Regions from separate parts of the Homo sapiens genome. Here region 1 is linked to region 2. Evidence: chromatin loops called from intact Hi-C (ENCODE). Cell type or tissue: IMR-90. All regions are shown on one strand. Region 1 has its middle 220 kb from the start of CSF3R. Region 2 overlaps AIRIM (AFG2 interacting ribosome maturation factor).

Region 1 (2,500 bases), 980 kb before region 2:
ATGCACGTGGTAAGTCTTGTGACCATCATAATTGTACCTATTATGTGTCATGCCCTGGCTCAGGTGATGCACATATACTAATGTTTGCTTTTTAAAACAACCCCATGAGACACACCCATGTGGGAGACTCAGAGTAGTTAAGTAATTTGTCCAAAGGCACACAGCTTGCAAATAGGAGGGCCAAATTTTGCACCCTGGTTCCCTGACGCTGGAGAAGCCCGTGCTTTCACTTTGTATGGTTAGATCAGATGAGATCAGGCACATTCAGGTGGTGTGACTGTAGCCTGCATGGCTAGATCAACGTACAATACAGCCTCACCCACGTGGAGGCAGAGAGCCCCTGACTTGGAGTTGGACTTGGGCTTGAGTTTAGGCTCCGCTGTTTGTAAAAAATACGCCTCAGCCAAGCCACTAAATCTCTCATAATATCTATTTCCTTGTGAGAGAAAAAAAAAGTGTCAATACAACAGTATTACCATATTGGAAGGTGCGTTTGTCCGTTTTGTGTCACTATAAAGGAATACCCAAGACGGGATAATTTATAGAGCAAAGAGGTTTGTTTGGCTCATGGTTCTGCACTCTGTACAATCATGGCGCCCGCATCATCTTCTGGTGAGGCCTCAGGAAGCTTTTACTCATGGCAGAAGGTGAAGGCGGAGCAAGTGCGTTGGCTGGCCAGGGAGGGTGCAAGAGAAAGAGGAGGAGGTGCCAGGCTCTTCTTAACAATCAGATCTCGCGATAACTAACAGAGTGAGAACTCACTCGTTAGTGTGGGAGGGCGCCAGGCCACTCATGAGGAATCTACCCCCGTGACTCAAACATCTCCCACTAGGCCCCCACCTCCAGCATTGGGAGTCACATTTCCACATGAGATTTGGAGGGAACACACATCCCAACTGTCTCAGGTGGTGTGAAATCAAATGCACTATTATGTGCTAAAGTATCCTGGAAACTATAAACACATAAATGGTTCTTTCCTCGCATAGTATTTATGGAAAATATGAGCCCAGAGAGGCTGCGCTGCTCTTTGGGGCTCAATCCTACTTCTTCGTCGGCTCTTTTACATCCCGAATTACTATGCTGTCCCCATAGTTCCTCTTGTTTTATTGACTTAGTTTCTCTATTAAACTCTCCAGGCTCTCTCCTCCGGTCTCCGTCTTTCTCTCCCACTGCTCCAGCCTCCTGGGAACCCTGCCTAGAGTCCACACTTGGAAGAAAATATCTGCAGCAGCAACTCCCATTGTACATTATGAGTATTCGCACCCCTAGGGAAGACAAGAGTGTTTTTAACCCACATGTAATAGTAAAGATTTTCTCGAGTTCCCATTTCCGGAGATACATTTTTTTACCTGGGACTGGAGTTGGGAGAGGCTGCTACTCTTCGGACCTGCGGCTTCTTCTGCTTCCTGATTCGAGTCCCTGTGATAAAAGGCCCCAACCCATGAGGGGCGGGAGGAGTTGAGCGCAGCGATGCCTGTGGCCAGTTGGGGGCAGCAGAGGGCAGCAGAGCAGGAATCACGAGGTGCTGGCAAAGAGGGCGGGTGGTGCTGCAGCTGCAGTGAGAGGCCCTGGGTGGAACGCGTGGCCACTGGGTCTGCTCTGCCCCAGATCTCCAGGCCACACTTTCTGGACTGGCCTGGATTAGACAGCAAAGACGTGGGAACTGCTTCCAGAAGGCCAGTGGAGAGAACATGTCGGTAACAGTGTGACAACATGGTGGTTCCAAGTGACAGACTCAATTTGAACCAGACAAGGCAAAAAGAAGACTATGGCTCACGGAGCCCGGGTTTCAGGGACAGTTGCAACCAGGAACTCCAATGCTATCAGGACCATCTCCCTCCTCTCTCCGTGTTGGATTTATCCTTTCCGCCTGCAGATTTGTTCCTTCCAGGGACCGGAACCACTGCCACCAGCAACTTTTGGCTCAGATGTTCTGTGATCTGTTGTTTTCCCTCAGTTCTGATGGGACAAACCTCAGGGGAGGACCTTCCATAGTCTCAGCGTAGTGCAGTCATGCTCTCCCCTGTGGCTGGGGGTGGCGTCCTCTGACTGGCAGCCAGGGCTGCATCCGGAGCACTCTCCAGGTGAAGGGCTCTCTCTGTGGAGGAATAGATGGGCGCCATTCACATCAACACAGCCTGCGGCGGTGTCCAACACCTTCCCTTCGGCACAACGGCACCAGCCTATGTCTCTGATTTGTGAACTGACTTTCAGAAATCAGGGTGGCAACTTCACCCACCCCTACTCTTCCTGAAATGAAGGGACAGTGTCCTAGGAGGACCGCAGCGTGTCTCTCCATCTTTTTTTGTTTGTTTGTTTTTTGAGACGGAGTCTCTCTCTGTCACCCAGGCTGGAGTGCAGTGGTGCCATCTCGGCTCACTGCAACTTCTGCCTCCCGGGTTCAAGCGATTCTCCTGCCTCAGCCTCCTGAGTAGCTGGGATGACAGGCGCGCGCCTCCACGCCCGGCTAATTTTTGGATTTTTAGTGGAGACAGGATTT
Region 2 (2,500 bases):
TGCCTCAAACATGGCCTTTGTTTAGATTATCCCCTGTGCATGGAATGCCCCGCACCCCTCTCCTAGCCCCAGGTAAAATTCCCTTCAAGGCCTACCTCAAATGTCACTGTCATCAAGAAGGAGTTCCACAGGCAATTAGTTATCATCTCTATTCTCCCACAGCACCTGTTTTTACCTTAACTATAACACTTTTATTATTGTATTACAACTTAAGTCTCTGCAATCCAAAGTCTGGTCCTTGGACCATTAGCTGAGACTTCGTTTGAAATGCAGAATCTGGGCCCCATCCCAGACCTACAGAATCAGAATCCAAATTTTAACAAGATATCAGTGACTTATTTGCACATTAATCTTTCCCTGGTGGAACTGTGAGCCTTTCTAGGGCTCTCTTTTATTTCTGTCCCCAGAGCCCAACATAAGACTTGACACTTAAATGCTTTTTAAGTTTTATTTGCAATACTTATATGATAGATGTTTTTTAATTCCTGGAAAAATAAATACACATTATTAATAATAGTTATCTGGTAGATGGATAACGGTACATTTCTATGTAACATTTTCATTTTTTGTAATCAGAATGTATTACCTTTACAGATAGGCAAACACAAAGATTTGGGAAAATGCATGTAAAATCTAAGAAAAAAGGTAAATTGTAGATATAATACATTCACAAAAAGAATATAACTGTGTTGAGCTATATTTACAGATATAAAAAGATGAACAAATTACATTAGGTTTTTTAAAAAAAGACAACCTAACAGTATGTATCGATGATAGCACGTTTGTTCTTTAAAAAAATTTGTGAATTGGTCAGGAGCAGTGGCTCATGCCTGTATTTCCAATATTTTGGGAGGCTATGGTGGGAGGATCCCTTGAGCTCAGGAGTGAGCTGGGCAATATAGTGAGACCCTATCTATATTAAAAGAAAAAATTTGTAAATAGACACTGAAAAGGTATCTATCAAAATATCTCTAATGAAGTTTGTTTTACAATTTTCTACATTTTACATTTTTTCTAGTTTTCCTATGATCTTTATAAAAGCTTATCACTTATAAGAAAAAAAGTTATTTTCATTTTTGAAAAATATCTATACCCTTTACTAAGTCCCTTTACATTCAATGACCAAGATTCCCACAACACTCTGGGAAGCTGAAAGATCTGAAAGTAACACGGCCATTACATAGATGAAGGCAGCAGACCTTGGAAATGTAACCCCGATGGACTGACTCTGGGCTGGCATTCTCCCACCCCTGCGGCTACTCCAGACTCAGAGGAATGTGGCAAGTCAGATGCCAGCTTTGGCCAAAAAAACTCCTGTCATTTTAGGAGTCTCACCATGCCCAGTTACTTCCTCTGAGATGGTAACAGCAATAGGGGAACACTTCAAAGACAAAGCATTCAGAATGATTCATGCTGCACCACCTCCCCCTGGTGGCAGGTTCTGGAAATTGGCTTGAGGATAACTATTGCAATTGGTCAAAATTTTTAAAATATATTTTCTGTCAAAATCACCCTTATTTCTTTAAATCATCAAAACCACTTTTTCTTTTGTCAAGGATTCAGGTATTGACAAAAGACACAAAACCAGGACCTGGTGTCAACCAGACAATGCTTTGGATGATGCCAAGGGCAGTGTGGCTCTTTGCCTCTTGTCCTTGCTTCCCCACCTCTTTAGGTCCACAATAGAGGAAAGACACTATGTTCTTCAGCACCGTCTTTCCTGTTGTCTCTCTAGCTCCATCCACTTCCCTGAGCCTCAGAAAAGGGCAAGGCATGGCTCACATACTCTCAGCCACGGCCTGGCATGCTGCAGCTCCAAAATCAGACATCTAGGCGCTAATCCTCCCCAAGACCCAGTCCTAAGGTTCAAGGCACTGATGTTTCAAATATGTCAGACTGAAATACTGACGTTTCTTTAGAAACATCAGGGTTCAGAATGTCAGTCTTCAACTGTGGTACCCGTGGTCTCCAGATACGCATAGCTTCCTTACTCTTCCAGGAAGAAGGAAACATTCAATAGGATATCTGAAATAGGAAGACAGAAAAAATGGCATTATCACCTCTCCCGAGAACATAAAACACACAGAGGCACAGCAAGGGCACCTTCCTAATGCTTCCAAAGAGGCGAGCCACAGGGAGAGAAAGGAGGAGAGGAGACACAAAGGAAGAACACAAACCAGTACCTTGTACAAGATCTTGGTGTTCGTCTTTTGAAATTCGGTCCCAGGCCTTGGGCAAAGCTTGTATGTTTGCCAAGTCTCCCCACTGGATAGACGAAAGAAGATACTTTCTCTTCAGGTACCTTTCTGGAAGTTAAGGACTGCTCAAAAGAAAATGCAGTATGCTGAAGTGAAAAAAAACACCCTGGTGAGAACCAGAGGGAGCCATAAAAGTGAAAGTGCAGATATCCTTACATTTTACCAGGTGGGCCTGATTCACCTATGCTACAAATATTTCCTGAGCAACTGTTTACTAACATGGCTTTGTGCTACAGGGAAAG

Evidence for each region. Peaks named below come from ENCODE experiments on the same cell type or tissue, not always from the same donor. Only the 100,000 strongest peaks of a DNase experiment are listed, where the experiment ranks them.
Region 1: it touches region 2 in a loop (11-fold over the local background); 4 of 110 quality-filtered maps call a loop at or near these places.

Annotation. Positions count from the first base shown.
Region 1 is chr1:36,702,398-36,704,897 of GRCh38, forward strand. No RefSeq gene overlaps it. Among named protein-coding and RNA genes, the nearest start is that of CSF3R, 220 kb to the left of the region's middle. RefSeq lists an enhancer at 1,412-1,501. In IMR-90, a CTCF peak has its summit at 1,487 (motif pointing right); no DNase peak of the experiment used is centred here.
Region 2 is chr1:37,681,136-37,683,635 of GRCh38, forward strand. It overlaps AIRIM (AFG2 interacting ribosome maturation factor), which reads right to left. Exons shown (of 5, transcript NM_001350770.2): 4 at 2,184-2,302; 5 at 435-2,025. The coding sequence ends at 1,988. Among named protein-coding and RNA genes, the nearest start is that of AIRIM, 8.1 kb to the right of the region's middle. In IMR-90, a CTCF peak has its summit at 1,436 (motif pointing left); a DNase peak (open chromatin) is centred at 1,406.